Regions from separate parts of the Homo sapiens genome. Here region 1 is linked to region 2. Evidence: chromatin loops called from intact Hi-C (ENCODE). Cell type or tissue: heart left ventricle. All regions are shown on one strand. Links, peaks and the distances in the headings refer to the core of each region. The heading gives the core; the rest is flanking DNA.

Region 1 (8,339 bases), core at 162-8,161, 720 kb before region 2:
CCTATGACTTTCTTGTTTTGAAGTACTTAAAAAAACAGCAATTTAGCATGTCAGAGGCTGTCAGGAGATTCAGTATTTTCTCTTCTTCTTATCATCCTTCACCAAGAATTAGGAAGAAGCAAAGCAGAAAACAAACATCTCAAGCTTGAGATCACCCACCATAGCTTCCTCTTGAGCAGAAACAGTAAGATGCTCTTACAGCATCTCTGGAAAACATTAGTGACCATTCTTTGCTTTAGTGACATGATAATTAGAATGAAGTTATGGTGGAATCAGAAGACACTGGAATCTAGATGCCATCCTCCTGAATTTGCAATTAGGGACATTTGTGAACGGTGATACAAGCTACCAGAACTAACCGCAATAAGAAGTCTTGAAGGTAAAGACAGAAAGGCTGTGATGAACAAATAAGGCCAAACAGAAAGGTATGAACAACACTGTGTGATTTCATCAGTTATAATACCCTTACTTTCACTGTGGCTTGCACTACCCAGGGAAGACTTCAGATAAGCTGGATTTAGTTAAAATGCACAGGGACATCTGATCAATGTGCTAAATGAACAGGCTCTGACACCACTTTTACTTTCCCTCTTCACTTGCTTTCAATATTAAGATTGAGGCATTGCCTGTTAGGTATTCTTCCTGCAAGATGGAGCGGAATAGTACAAAATGCATTTGCAAGCAGGCCAAATCATGATTGACAAAACGAAATTTGTTAATACAATGGTTTGAGGCACTTGACAGAAATTTTTGTCAACAGTGTAGATTAAGGGATTCAAAAATATGAAATTTGCAGATGAAATGGCTTTGATGTTTCTCATGAAAAGCATTTTATTGACAGACTGGATCAGAGTGAAAAAATGTGCATCTTCTCAATGCATGCATTTTAAGTCTTTGATAAAACACGTATTAGTCCTGCTGTTTTTGCTCATTTGTCGTATATTCCATTGGCTTTGCCTTTAGCCACAAAAAGGGATCAGGTGTGAGTAGAAACAGAATGGAAAACCCCCTAAAGAAAGTGTCAGATTGGTCCCCATGAATTGTGGCCATGTCATTTTTTCAAGTGCTTATTGACTAGGTCCCATACACTCTTTTTGATCTTATTCTATTAATTCTTCAAAGAATGAGATTCTTTCTCATTTAGAAAGATCTTCTGGTATCAGTCAGGACATTTTGGTTACAAGTAGCAGAAACCAAAAAAAAGGATTATAAGCCACTGGTTCTCAAAGTGTGGTTCCCAGACCAGTAGCACCAGCATCTCCTGGAAAATCATTTGAAATGCAAGTTCACAGGCAGCTCCCTCGACCAACATGGAGGTGGGGCACAGCAATAGGTATTTTAACAAATCCTTCAAGTGATTCAGTGCACACAAAGGAGACAAAAGATTGGCTCACTTAACTGAAAAGTTCATGGCTAGATATATGAGGCTGCAAATATGACTGTATCCAGGAACTCAAACAGTGTCATTAGGACCATCACATCAAGTTTGTTTTTTTCTTCTAGTGTGGTCTCACTCTTAGATAACTTATCTCTTCGTGACGGAAAGATATCAACAGCTCCATGCTTATGTCCCATCTTTTTTATTTACACCATGATATGGTTTGAATCTGTGTCCCCACCAAATCTCATGTCGAATTGTAATCCCCAGTGTTGGAGGTAGAGCCTGGAGGGAGGTGATAAGATCATGGAGGTGTCTCTGATGAATGGCTTAGCACCATCCTTTTGGTATTGTTCTTATGATGGTGAATGAGTTCTCACAAGATCTGGTTATTTAAAAAGCATGTAGCACCTCCCCCATCAGTGTTTCTCTCACTCCTGCCCCCACCATGTGAGACGCCTGCTTCCCCTTCTCTTCCACCGTGATTGTAACTTTCCTGAGGCCTCACCACAAGCCAAGCAGATGCCAGCACCATACTTCTTGTACAGCCTGTGGAACTGTGAGCCAGTTCAACCTTTTTTCTTTATAAATTACCCAGTCTCAGGTATTTCTTTATAGCAATACAAGAAATGACTAAGAAACCCCAGAATAAACACAGTGCTTTGCCCCAAGATCTTCCATAAACACCCCCAAATGGAGTCTCTCAACCTCCCTGATTGGTCCAGTCCAGGTTTTGTGCCCTTCCCTGAACTTATCACGCTGCCAGAGGTTGTCACACTCTGAGTGGCCAGTTATGGTTTACCTGTCAGAGGTGGCATGAACTCTAAAGCCATAAGGACAGAGGGTAAGAAGGACTGATTGCCCCTAAAAAGTCCAATGTGAATGCAAGAAGGCAGGGGAATGGATGCTAAAGAGATTTAGTCCTTGGTCTTCTAATAAATTCCAGATTAAGGTACAAGTAGCTTCCCTAAATACAAACACACACACACACACACACACACACACACTTACATTAGTGTTTCTCTGGATACTGAAAAAGAACCCTCACCTTTAATCTAACTCTTCCTCATGCTCTCTCTTGCTTCTTGGTTAATGCAAAGAGTGGAAGATCAATTCTTACTAAATGCAATCCAGAACTGATAGCAAAAGAACTGAAAGAGAGAATTCCTTAGCAAAGCCCATGTCCCTAAATAAAGAGGGTTCCTAAGGTTGATGATGGGGAGGAGCCTACAAAAGATTCCTTCAGGAGCATCAGGCACAGCTCTGCACAGATGGGGGGCAGGTGGCCATCTTTGACTCTGCTGCAATTCAGTGTGACAATCCCCCTCAGTAGAGCCTTTTATTTCCCTGTAGTTCACAGAGGAATTTATTTTGCAGAGGAATAAAGAACTCGTGTACATGATTTGGCTTTCATCTTCAAACCAAGACTAAAACTTTGAGCTGTCATAGTTGTGCCATCTCAGCAGCCCAAATTCAGTGTTTTACAAAAGAGAGAGAAGAAAGAAAACTTTATCCATTCCCTGAGCTGTCACCTCTACCCAGATCAAGGCAATGTTTTCCTATTTTAGAACAAATGAAAATGCTCCATGAGTAATCTCATTTTGACTGAGGAATTACTATCAAGAGCAAACGTCTTGTCAAATGCCTCTTATACGGCTATTTGCAATCTCACTTGTTCTTTTGTGCCCACCCTCTACATTTGGATCAGCCCAAACCCAGGAGACATGTTGAATTCTTCCCTGCATTTCCAGTGCTGGGCACAGAATCTGGCACAGGGTCTTTGCTGAATATATGTATGTTGCACTGAATTAGGTGGAAAGGGTGTCCTGTTTCCCATAATTTTTCTTTTCTACTATTAGATAGCTTCATTGCAGCATACGCTCCACTGTTTTATGGTTTCTATGAGACAATATTTGTTCCCTCATCATTAGACAGGCTATTTGACAAGATGGGCCACTTTAAGGGATATACCTTATGCCGCCTTTCGCTCTTCTACAATTCAGCTCCATAAGGATGACCTTCAGACATTTTTACACCCAATTCCCCCGCAGCACCACTAGAGGGCAGCAGAGAACACAATGATGGCAAGATGGCCATTTTGTCCAGTCTTTGTCTTCAGCTCTCCTAGTCCCTCAATTTTCCCAGCTTTCATCCTTTTGTTAACTTTGGCTTTATGGGTGCAAGTTTCAGTACAGAAAAGCCTGATTTGCTTTAGAGCAAAGAAAACCATACCTTTTTTCTTCCTGCCTTTTCATGTGGTTTCTTAGAGAAATAATTTCATCAACGAGCCAAAACACTCAAAGTTTACAAAATGCACCTGTTTTGTTTTGTTTTTAAATATGGCCTCTCCTTTAGAAAAGAAAAAAAGAAAATAAAATCTTATCTACTACATTAGGCGAGAGTTTCCCTTCTGAGCGCCTTTTCTATAAGATCTTTAACTGAGCTCTGCTATCAGTCTCTTCAGCCTCCATTCTTCTTGTGATCCAAAATCCAGCCTGGAAAAAAGCTCTCATTGGCAGGATAATTAAAGTAGATGAACAAGTCCTTCAGTCCCAGTTAATCCCAGTAAGCCTAATTCAGCTTCTATAGATGGAAGGATAAAAGTGTTCTCCCATCAGGGTCATTCATAGTTGGACTGCAGCCTACACCAAGAAATCACTCCCCAGATAATCACAAGGTCATGGCGACCAAGTTTATACATAAGTAAGATTGAATTTGGTCTAGGTTTGATCCAACTGCACAGATCAAGGAATCACTGCCAAAAAGAAAAGAAAAAAAAAAGATTACTTAGAGCTAAATTTCAGGACAAACCAACACCTTGACTCCTTGCTTTCATGCAAAATTTCTCTTCAAGTTCCAGGAACACACCCCCAATTTGGCATGCAAATCAAAAGAGCCTTTTAAAATAACAATTTAGCAATAACTATTAAGATGAAATTTTCTGTTTCTAGAATGTATGCTACATGAATATACATATGTATGTGCATGTATAGCAGACAATTGGAAACAAACTAAATCTCTATCAGTAGATTATTTCAATATATTTTGATATACCCACACTCTGATATACCACACAGCTAAAAAAAGAAAAAGATTGCGATGTATCTGTCTTCAGTGAAAGAGAAGGATGGCTGAAAATTATTAATAGCAATGTACTAAAAATGTTAAGTACATATTTTTCATTTAAAAAACTATATGTCTATGTATGTAAATGAATGCAAATACAGATTTGTATTTCAAAATCTGGAAGGATTTACATAAACCTGGTTTAGGGGAGCATCATAGATAAGAGAGGAGTAAAAAGGTAGAAATTTAATTATATTCTGGTATCACTTACACAATTTTGTTAAATCTAAAATGTTGCTTACATAACTGGGCTCACATTAGCCAATGTTATGTTTGGTCACTTGCGATTCTTTATTCACTGAAACTCTAGTTGTTTCAGGTACTACCTAGCATTTGGTCTCCATATCCCAAGGACAAAGCAAAAATTTTAAGTTTTCTCTCTTGAAAGATTTTTGGAAACTAATATAACCCTGCTAGCATGAACAGACACAGCGTATATGAAAATTGAAATCACATCATTTTCAAACTGAAAGTAAACAAATGCCCTCTTACCATTAGCTGTGCCCAGAGACATCCACAAAATTAGAGTCTCAAAGCTGGGAAGGGAGCTCAGAGTTTTTCCCAATGCCCCATCACTCACAAATAAAGAAAGGGAGGCTCAGTGAGGTCATGTGGCACCCCCAGTTTATAAAAAGTCCAGCCCAGTTCTCAGAGTTTATTGGCCACATCATGAAATGGTCACATCCTTTATCACTGAAAACCAGAAGAATATTTTTGAGAGTGAAAGGTGGCACTGTTCATGATCACTGTGGGACAACAGTTAGGACTGTAAGTTAGGACTGTCCTGGGGCAACTGAACACACAGGCACTGTGCCAACCTCCTTCAACCACACTGAATTCCAAAAGAGCCGATATATGGACTTTGCACCCCACCCTTCCCAATGTGAAACCCTTATGAGAGGCCTTCTCCTACAGCAGTCATCGAAAGTATGGTTGTTTCTCTTTATTCTATTTTATTTCATTTGTTTATTTATTTTATTTTATTATTATTTTTAAGATGGAGTCCCTCTCTGTTGCCCAGGCTGGAGAGCAGTGGCACCATCTTGGCTCACTGCAACCTCTGGCTCCCAGGTTTAAGTGATTCTCCTGCTTCAGCCTCCCAAGTAGCTGAGATTACAGGCACCAACCACCACACCTGGCTAATTTTTGTATTTTTAGGAGAGAGGGGGTTTCACCATGTTGGCCACGGGGGTCTTGAACTCCTAACCTCAACTGATCCACCTGCCTCAGCCTTCCAAAATGCTGGAATTACAGGCATAAGCCATCCTGCCTGTCCCCTCTTTATTCTAGTTAAATATTCATTAACAATCATCTTCCTGGATCCCCAGAAGAAAGAAACTATTTAACAAATAATTTTATTAGTCCTGGGAGGAATAAAACCAAAACAGGACTACTGTTTTTCTCCAATGTTCTCTCAGTTAATCTCAGAGTCCTTGCAAAATGACACAGGCATCTGGGTCTGGTATTCCCAGCTCCTTAATAGAGTTTACCAGATTTAGGGAAGTGAAAATGTGAAACACTCAGTTAAACTGGACTTTCAAATTCAAATGCAATTTTTGAGACATACTTACACTAAAAGAAATTATTGCAAGTTTATCTGAAAGTCCAGCTTAAGTGGATATCCAACATTTTGCCTGGCAACCTTGTCACTGAACTCACATCTACCTCGCTTTTCAGAAGGTCCAAAACTTGCCGATGATTGGCTGGGCTTTTAGACCTGCAGATTGATGCTGGAGGAGGGAACATACAGAATAACTATGTAAAGTGCTTCCTCATACCTGCCTCATTCAAAACCCCATCAGAGGTACCTTGGGCCAGTGATCAAATCAGGTTTCCCTTTGGGCTCCAGATGCTCTCTGCTCTGCCATGCCTTCCACAGTTTTTTTTGGAGCACACCAGCCACCTGTGACTTCACTCAGGCTCTTATTCCTCCCCCAGATGCTTTTCTTATCTCAGCCTGACAAACTTTGCTGCTCTCGGAAGTCAGGTGGAAGAAACTTCACCCTAACGCAGTGTCTGCCTTTCACTTCACACGACTGTTATTACCTGACATTGCCTGCTACTGTTGCTGTTTCCTGGCTTGTTGTCTGTCTTCTCTGTCTAGAATAGAAGCTCCATGAGATCAAGGGCTCTGTCGGCCTTGACCATCACCATGTATCCAGAAGACTGTCCAGGGCTTATAAATAGCTAGAGAATTAATGAAGGGCAAGCCACTTTTACTGGAAAGCCACCGCCTCTGGGAAGCTTCTCCTGACCACCCTCAGGAAAAATTAATGACTTCCTCCTTGGCAATCCCACTGCCCACTGCTCCCCTTCAACAAGGCATGCATTCAATAAATAGTCATTGAGCACTAATGATATACCAAGAGTTTGGCACATCACAGAACTTAGTTCCATATTCATCTATCTCCACTCTAATGGATGAAATTCTTGAGGGTAGGGAATTACTTACTCATCTATTTTTTTATTTTTATTTATTATTATTATTATTATAATACTTTAAGTTTTAGGGTACATGTGCACAACGTGCAGGTTTGTTACATATGCACACATGTGCCATGTTGGTGTGCTGCACCCATCAACTCATCATTTAGCATTAGGTATATCTCCCAATACTATCCCTCCCCCATTCCCCCACCCCACAACAGTCCCCGGTGTGTGATGTTCCCCTTCCTGTGTCCATGTGTTTTCATTGTTCAATTCCCACCTATGAGTGAGAACATGCGGTGTTTGTTTTTTGTCCTTGTGATAGTTTGCTGAGAATGATGGTTTCCAGCTTCATCCATGTCCCTACAAAGGACATGAACTCATCATTTTTTATGGCTGCATAGTATTGCATGGTGTATATGTGCCACATTTTCTTAATCCAGTCTATCATTGTTGAACATTTGGGTTGGTTCCAAGTCTTTGCTATTGTGAATAGTGCTGCAATAAACATACGTGTGCACGTGTCTTTATAGCAGCATGATTTATAATCCTTTGGGTATATACCCAGTAATGGGATGGCTGGGTCAAATGGTATTTCTAGTTCTAGATCCCTGAGGAATTGCCACACTGACTTCCACAATGGTTGAACTAGTTTACAGTCCCAACAACAGTGGAGAAGTGTTCCTATTTCTCCACATCCTCTCCAGCACCTGTTGTTTCCTGACTTTTTAACGATCGCCATTCTAAATGGTGTGAGATGGTATCTCATTGTGGTTTTGATTTGCATTTCTCTGATGGCCAGTGATGATGAGCATTTTTTCATGTGTCTTTTGGCTGCATAAATGTCTTCTTTTGAGAAGTGTCTGTTCATATCCTTTACCCACTTTTTGATGGGGTTCTTTGTATTTTTTTCTTGTAAATTTGTTTGAGTTCATTGTAGATTCTGGATACTAGCCCTTTGTCAGGTGAGTAGGTTGCAAAAATTTTCTCCCATTCTGTAGGTTGCCCGTTCACTCTGATGGTAGTTTCTTTTGCTGTGCAGAAGCTCTTTAGTTTAATGAGATCCCATTTGTCAGTTTTGGCTTTTGCTGCCATTGCTTTTGGTGTTTTAGACATGAGTCCTTGCCCATGCTTATGTCCTGAATGATATTGCCTAGGTTTTCTTCCAGGGTTTTTATGGTTTTAGGTCTAACATGTAAGTCTTTAATCCATCTCGAATTAATTTTTGTATAAGGTGTAAGGAAGAGATCAAGTTTCAGCTTTCTACATATGGCTAGCCAGTTTTCCCGACACCATTTATTAAATAGGGAATCCTTTCCCCATTTCTTGTTTTTGTCAGGTTTGTCAAAGATCAGATAGTTGTAGATATGCGGCATTATTTCTGAGGGCTCTGTTCTGTTCCATTGGT
Region 2 (8,339 bases), core at 231-8,230:
TAGCCAGGATGGTCTCCATATCCTGACCTCGTGATCTGCCTGCCTCCTGCAGGCGTGAGCCACCGCGCCCAGCCGGTTCTTATCTTAATAGATATTCCAGGTTCTACCATTGACTTTCAAGCGGTGATCAAATCCCCTGAATTTGTATGTAAAATTGTGTATGTCCAAATGGCTTTTTTTTTCTTGACAAAAGTCAAGATTCTTGAAGGTGAGCCCAGATAGTGAGGCCCCTCCGTATTAAAGGTGGATCAGGAAACATTAAGCTAAAGTGAGACAAGCAGTTATTCTAGAAGGCCTGGGTTCTAGTCCTAACTCTGCCATTGACTTCCTGGGTGACATTAAATCACATCTGCCTTGAAGACTTCGTCCAGGAAGTAGGAATAATCGTAAGTGGGTTATATACCTCACAAGGTTTTGGTGAGAATTAATGGGATATTGTATTGAGAGGAACTTCAAAAAGGACAAATAATCCCTTCTAGAAAGCAAACTATTAGGCCAGGCACAGTGGCTCGTGTCTGTAATCCTAGCACTTTGGGAGGCTAAGGCAGGCAGATCGCTTGAGTCCAGGAGTTCAAGACCAGCCAGGCCAACATGATGAAACCCCATCTCTACTAAAAATACAAAAACTTAGCCAGGCGTGGTGGCACATGCCTGTATGTGGTGGCACATGCCTATATGTGGTGGCACATGCCTGTAGTCCCAGCTACTAGGGAGGCTGAGGCAGGAAAATCACTCGAACTTGGGAGGCAGAGGTTGCAGTGAGCTGAGATTGTGCCGCTGCACTCCAGGCTGAGTAACAGAGCGAGATCCTGTCTCAAAAAAAAAAGTAAACTATTAAGACTGCCTTGAAAAATTATCATCAGCTTTCAAGAAGGAAATGTTCTCATGTACAGATCAAATAGATTTCTTGTTTGTTTTGTGTTTTGGTTTTCAGGGGTCTCTATTGACCAGGCTAGAGTACAGTGACATGATCCTAGCTCACTGCTGTGTCAAACTCCTGGGCTCATTCAATCCTCTCACCTCAGCCTCTCAAGTAGCTGGGACTACAGGCACGTGCTACCACACCTGAGTAAGTTTTTAATTTTTAGTAGAGATAGGGTCTCACTATGTTGCCCAGGCTGGTCTCAAACTCCTGGTCTCAAGTAATCCTCCTGCCTCGGCCTCCCAAAGTCCTGGATTACAGGTATGAGCCACTGCACCCAGCCTATCAAATAGATTTCTATAAGGGCCCTCTTGTTTTTCTCAAGGTAACAAGTCTTTGGTTCTTCTACCTGTGGGGACATAGACACTGCACTGAAACTAATTCCTGATGGAATAACCTAGTCTAAGATCCAAACAGAAAAAAACAATTATCAGCCACTTTGGCCAAGAGAGATCAAGGCAATTTTTCAAAGTGAGCCCAAGGCTCCACATGCAAGCCAGGGAAGGATATTGAACAGAAGGCAGTGTGGCACTACTATAAATGTGCGGTTCCCCTTAATTAAAAATCTATTAGCAAATTTCCTGATAGGCCGTTGGTATTTACAAATATAAACTAATAGCTATTTATTAGAATGTTTATTCTAAGGGCTTCAAATGAGTTTTTCCTTGTAGTGTGATAATTGTTCAGATGGCTTCCTGCTGATTTAATTACTTCAATTAGCGAGGATTCTCTGAGATGTGTTTCCCTTGGCTTTGGATCCTCTGTGTTGTTATCACAGGGGCCTCATTGATTGTAGCTTGAGGGCCAAGCTATATCTGTGCCACTCACCACCAAATATCAATGTTGAAAAAGTTAAGTCAGTAAGAAGAGAAAGAAAAAAGAAATCAGGCCTGCACGTTTGTTTCCCAGCACCTACTTCGGAGACAGAGGATGCTACGGATCCCACACCACTAGGCTGAGTCTCTTTTGGCTCGAAAAGTCTCTTTGAGCTCATTGGGCTCGTTGTGTTTAGTCGTCCATTTTTTTATCTCTTGCCACCTTGTCATCAATGCTGTACTTTAAAAGGTTAGAAGCCCAGTGGAGAAGTATTATGGCTGACCAAAAGAGCACTAGGCTTAGCTCCTGACAACCTGAATGTGGTGGTTCACATTCAGGTCCGCCAATTCTTCAACACACGAAGAGGTGGTATCTAATTGCCCTCCCCTTGAGTATGGGCTGTGCTTAGTGACTCTCTTCTAACAAATAAAATGTGGCAAATGTGACCTAATTCTTCTACCTTCAAATCCCAACTTATATTTAAAACAAACAAACAAAAAACAGGCCAGGCATGGTGGCTCACACATGTAATCTCCGCACTTTAGGAGGCTAAGGCGGGAGGATTGCTTGTGACTAGGAGATTGAGAGCAGCCTGGGCAACATAGCAAGACCCCATCTCTACAAAAAAAATAAATAATTAGCTGGGTGTGGTAGTATGTGCCTATAGTCCCAACTACTTGGGAGGCTGAAGCAGGAGTATTGCTTGAGCCTGGGAAGTCGAGGTTGCAGTGAGCCCTGATTGTGCCACTGCACTCAGCCTGGGCAACAGAGTGACACCCTGTCTCAAAAACAGAAAAAAAAAAAAAAGAAAGAAAGAAAGAAAAAATATTGCAGATGTGACAATGTATAACAAGATCATAAACAACATCACAGCTTTCCCCTCATACGCTCTCTCTCAGGTTACCTGTTCCAAGTGAAGTTAGCTTCAGTATCATGAGAAACTCTGGAGAGACTTGAAGCCTGCTGCCAATAGCCATGTAGCATGCCATCTTGGAAGTGCATCCTCCAGCCCTAGTCAAGCCTAAACCCTGACCAACAGCCTGACAACCACCCCATGAGAAACCTTGAGCCAGAACCGCCCTTCTGTTCATCAGCAAACATTTACTAAACTCTGGCTACGTGCTAGACAGTGTTTCAGGTTCTAGGAACACAGCAGGGACACCTCAAAGAAGGTGCCTGCTTTCATGGCAATAGCATTTTAATAGAGTAAACTAATAAACAGATAAAAGCAAATGGAGTAATTTTGGAGAGTGATGGCATTGGAAAAGAAATTAAATAAGATAATAGGATAGAACCTACATGGAGAGGCCAGCAGAAGTCTTTCCAAGGGTTGACTCCCCTATTGAGATTTGAAAACATGTAAGACCTAGAAAAGAGCATTCTGGATAGAGGGAACAGCAAGGCAAGGGCAAAATCCGTGAGGCAGAAAAGAGCTTGGGAGTTAGCACTGTGGTGAGCAAGGAGACAGTGCTATGTCATAAGGTCCAAGAAGGTGTTAGGGGGGAACAGAACCTGCGAGCCTTCATACGCCAACAGAAAGAGTGACTCTAGTTCCAGGGGAAATGGGAAGTCCATGGAGGGTCTTAAGCAGAAAGGTGGCAGAACCCAGTGTGCATCTTTAAAAGGTCGCTGTGCTGCTGTGTAGAGGTGTGTTGTAGGGTGGGTGTATTAGTCTACTCTTGTATTGCTATAAAGAAATACCTGAGACTGGGTAATTTATAAAGAGAAGAGGTTTAACTGGCCCATGGTTCTGCAGGCTCCATAGGAACTCCTGCCTCTCTTGAAGGTCCTGGGTACATTTCCACCTGGAGCAGGGGCAAGGGCTACATGACCTCTGGAGGACACTAGGTTTCCAAAGCTCTTCTGAAAACAAAAAATTCTTGCATTTCCTTTAATATCCTCCCTCCCTCTGCTTCCTTTATATTATGTTGCTTTTGAAAATGTTTGCTCTCGGACACTTTGAAGCTCCCAATAATTGGTGCCTTGGGTTTGGTCTGCACAGGGTCTGAGTTCTGGGGCCAGCTGCGAATGGTCTGTCCCTCCTGGACCTGCCTTTTTGTCCTCAGTTGTGTCTTTGATACCCATTAACTTCCCCACACAACACAAGTAGCTACCAGGCCTCACCTCCAACATTGGAGATGACATCTTGACATGAGATTTGGTGGAGAGACAGAGCCAATCCATATCAGAGGGCAAGAGTGAAGCTCTGAGATTGGTTTCACTCAGTGGTTCACTCAGGAGGTCAAAAGCCACAGCTAGCCTAGGGTGGAAGTAAGGAAGATGGGGATAAGAAACAGATTTGAGCTAAGTTTTTAATGTAAAATGGATATGACTGCTGAGGGATTGGACTCTGGGGATGAAAGAGAAGGAGGAATCAAAGACGGTTCTGATGTGAGACAGAAGCAACAGGAAGGAGAGTGGAACTAGTGCCTGAGATGTTGAAGATTCAGGTAGATACAGGTTTGACTCCTACCTGTACAAATTGGGCCTCAGCTGGTTCCAGCACCATGGTCAATGAGGCCAGGCTTATTCATCCCCAAGGACCAAAGAAGGTCAATATGCCATATAATGCTTTATAATTTGCAAAAAGTGCTGAAAAATACGTTACTTATTTGAAACCCACAACACTCCTATGGGTTAATCAGGCTAATGTTTATGTTTCCATTTCACAGATAAGGAAAACTGAGGTTCAGAGAAGTTATGTGGCTTGTGTAACATCACCAGCTACAAAGAAGCCATACAGGGATTCTTAAAGAGGGAGCTGCATGTTGTCTCCTGCATGTTCAATGTCCTTTGATCCTGTGCACTAAATAGCAGTGGAGACCCCCTCTCACTCATCCATCCACCCAATCATTTTGACAACCAGATGCATTTCCAAACTCCTCTGGGGGCGGGAGTGGTGGGAGGGAGAAAGGACAATAACACACACACACACATACACACACACAGTTTGAAAGAAAAAATAACCTATCCATCTGCTCCCTCCCTGAATTAATTTGTTCATGGAGCACTTCCTCTTGGCCGGGCACTTGCTTGATGTTGAGGATACAAAGAAGAATCAAACCCAGTGTCTAACCTCAAGGACCTCCTAGTCAGGTAAGGAGCTTGCAATCCCTGCAATATCTGGAGAAAAAATTTACAAAGATTTCCCAGGCCTGCTCTCATGCAAAAAACCTACAATGTGTCACATGAATTCCTTCCCGCTGATGATAAACAAATATCAGAAATCTGAATACACAAACACACCATACAGAAGAGATTTCTGGAACCTCGGGCAAAATATTATAATATTTTCATGGGCTGCCCAAATTCTAAGCATTAGATTTGATGAACAGCTTTATTGAATTTTGTGGATAAATATTTAAAGCCTTCAAGGGCTTGTGTAAATCACACCTAGGCAGACGCACTTGCTCACAGCACCATCTGCTGGTAGCTGCTTGTGTTGTGCAGGGAAGTTAATGGGTATCCAGGACTCAACTGGGGACAAAAAAGTAGGTCCAGGAGACAGGCCATCTGCAGCTGGCCCTGAAACCCAGACCGTGTACAGACCAACCCCAAGGCACCAATTTCCAGAAGCTTCAAAGCATCCGAGAGCAAAAATTTTCAGAAGCAACACGAGATGACGGAAGCAGAAGGAAGAGAATATAAAGGATATGCAAGGATTTCTTGTTTTCAGAAGTTTGGAAACCTAGTGCCCTCCAGAGGTCATATAGCCCTTGCCCGTGCTCCAGGTGGAAATGTACCTAGGACCCTTAAAAGAGGCAGGAGTTTGCAATCCCCCAGGGTCCAACCTCCCAGGGTCTTTTGTTACATGGCTTATAATTCTTTCCTGACACTTATCATATAGAGAAATATTGCACAGCTCTTTTAAAATTATGTCCTAAAAGCACATTTAATGGCATGGTCAGATTGTATAGTGGGAAAAAAAATTACAAAACAGAGTGTGTGTGTGTGTGTGTGTGTGTGTGTGTGTGCATGTCTATGTAACCAAAAGGGTATGCACCAAAGTATTCACAATGGTCATCTGTAATAGAATAAGGATGACTTTTTTTCTTCTTTGTGTTTGTCTGTATTTTCCAAATTTTCTCTAATAATGCCAGGCACAGTGACTCATGCCTGTAATCCCAGCCCTTTAGGAGGCTGAGATGGGAGGATTGCTTGAGTCCAGGAGATCAAGACCAGCCTGGGAAATATAGCAAGACCCATCTCTACTAAAAATTCAAAAATTAGCTGGGCATGGTGGTAAATGCCTGTAGTTCCAGCTACTCAGGAGGCTGAAGTGGGAGGATCACTTGAGCACAGGATGTTGAAGATACAGTGAGCCATGATCTCACCACTGCACTCCAGCCTAGGGGACAGAAATGTCTTATAAAATAAAAGTAAATAGCAACTGGAAAAAAAAACCCTAATAAGCATGTATCAGTTTGCTGAGAAGAAAAAGAAATTTTAAGGAAAAAATACTACCCCAAGAATAAATTATTTCTTTTCTTTCTCCAGCTGTATTGCAAGTTTATTTCCTTTGGTTGTATACTTGGGGTAACTAGGGTGATATTAATAGCAATGACAATAATAATAATAATAATAATAATAATAATAATAATAATAATAATAATGATACATGAAAAGAGCAGGGTCTCTGGTGAGGGCTCCACCCTTGGTCCTGTGCCCACAGATCTGAGTGAAAATAGGCACTCCTGTTTTTGCACCCAAACATTGCATTTTCCAAGACCGCTGTGGTCCACCACACCCCCCATCCTGTACCCATATAAACCAGAGACCTTAGCGGGCACACACACAAGTGGCTGAACATCAAGACCAGCAGACTAGCAGACCAGAAGCAGTGGAATGATGCAGCAGAGGAAGAGAGAAGAGGAGGAACGTCTGGACACCGAGGGGAGTTCAGCTAGGGGAGGTTGGAGAAGAGTCCAGCTGCTGGGCGGCCCGATTCCAGGGGAAGACCACCTTCCCACTTCCATCCCCCATCCAGCTCCCTATCTGTCTCACTAAGAGCCACCTCCACCCTTCAATAACATCTTGGACTCATCCTTCAAGCTCATGTGTGATCTGATTCTTTTGGGATACTGGGCAAGAGCTCAGGATTCTTTCAGGATACAGAAGGCTGTCACACTGGCCCTCTGCCCTTGTGTAAGGCAGAAGGTCCATTGAGCTGATTAACACACAAGCCATCTGTAGACAGCAAATCTGAAAGAGCTTTGTAACACACACCCAGTTGGGCTTTGGGAGTCACAGACACCCACCCCTAGAAGCTGCCATGTGGCCAGAGCCCAATAGTGCTCACCTCGGCCTCTGCACTTGCCCATCTGCATGCTCCCCCTAGGGGTTTGAGCTGCTGCGGGGTGATCAGGCAGGTGAGCCACACATCTGTCACACACCCTGCAAGGGGAATCAGGGTACTCTCCTGTTTCAATAACTCACAATGGAGCATTTATTAGTAAATGTAGTGGATATGAAGCTCCTAGCTCAGTGTCTGGCACATAGTAAAAACTAAGCTATTGTTATTATTACTACAATGTATCAATAGCCTTCCCTAAAGTATAGAGAACACTCACCTCAAAAAGCTCACAGTTTTAAGTGGAGAGAGAAAAATAATACATAGAAGTATCTAATAATTCAAGAAAAAAAGTGACATTTATTATTCAAACAGAAAGTAATGCCCCTCAAACCTCAATTCTAGGTGGACTCTTTTGGTTGCAAGAAAAAGATCCACTCAACCTAGCTCAACTGAGAAATCTCCTCCAAGGTATCTCAAGGAACACAAAGGTAAGACCCAAAGCAAAGGTAGGTCCCACAGGAACCAGAATTGGGAAGCCAGGAAGAATCAAGTTTCCCCTTTTTCCCAGCCTCAACTCTGTCTTTCCTCATCTCAACTTCTTTCAATGCATCTGCTACATCCTACTCTCTTACTAAACTGCATCCTCTTGCACAGAGCTCGTAGTTGCCACTCCCAAGCTGTCCCTACTACCCTCTCCCTGCGCACAAGAGCTAACCAGCTCAGTTTCTGTCTTCCCATTCTAAATTTTTGAGTGGAGAATGTAATTGACCTGGTTCATCACATTTCTGCACCAGAGGATCCAAACCACTTATTACTGGCTACCCCGTGGATGAATTATCCCTGGATCAGGTACTCAACTCTGGTGCAATTAACTTGGTAAAAGGAATTGGGTCACATGGTACGAAACATGCCACTGCAAGCATTCAGCTGGGGTTATGGGTGAGGGTATGGGCAGAGAAAGCAGTGGCATTTCTGGAACGACATTTCAAGAACAGCACTCATTGATTTCCATTTGTTTTTCAAGGTTTATTGCCTATCTGTCCTCATAGACCTGCTCTTCTGTGAATGTTTGATGCTTGATTAGCAATGAAGAAAAAGTCTTTTGTCACAGGTCGGGTTTCCCTGGCAGCAGAGTAATCTACTTAATTGGTTTTGTTTGTTTTTTGTTTTGTTTTGTTTTGTTTTGTTTTTGACATGGAATCTCGCCCTGTCTCCAGGCTGGAGTGCAGTGGCACAATCTTGGCTCATTGCAACCTCTGCCTCCCGGGTTCAAGCGATTCTCATGCCTCAGCCTCCCAAGTAGCTGGG

What was found. Peaks named below come from ENCODE experiments on the same cell type or tissue, not always from the same donor. Only the 100,000 strongest peaks of a DNase experiment are listed, where the experiment ranks them.
Region 1: a loop joins it to region 2, with 30 times the contacts of the local background. A loop is called at or near these places in 74 of 110 quality-filtered maps.

The regions. Positions count from the first base shown.
Region 1 is chr16:52,188,294-52,196,632 of GRCh38, forward strand. No RefSeq gene overlaps it. Among named protein-coding and RNA genes, the nearest start is that of CASC22, 66 kb to the right of the region's middle. In heart left ventricle, for the core only: a CTCF peak has its summit at 3,438 (motif pointing right); a DNase peak (open chromatin) is centred at 3,448; H3K27me3 peaks cover 558 bases.
Region 2 is chr16:52,907,595-52,915,933 of GRCh38, forward strand. No RefSeq gene overlaps it. Among named protein-coding and RNA genes, the nearest start is that of CHD9NB, 140 kb to the right of the region's middle. In heart left ventricle, for the core only: CTCF peaks have their summits at 5,159 (motif pointing left) and 5,358; no DNase peak of the experiment used is centred there.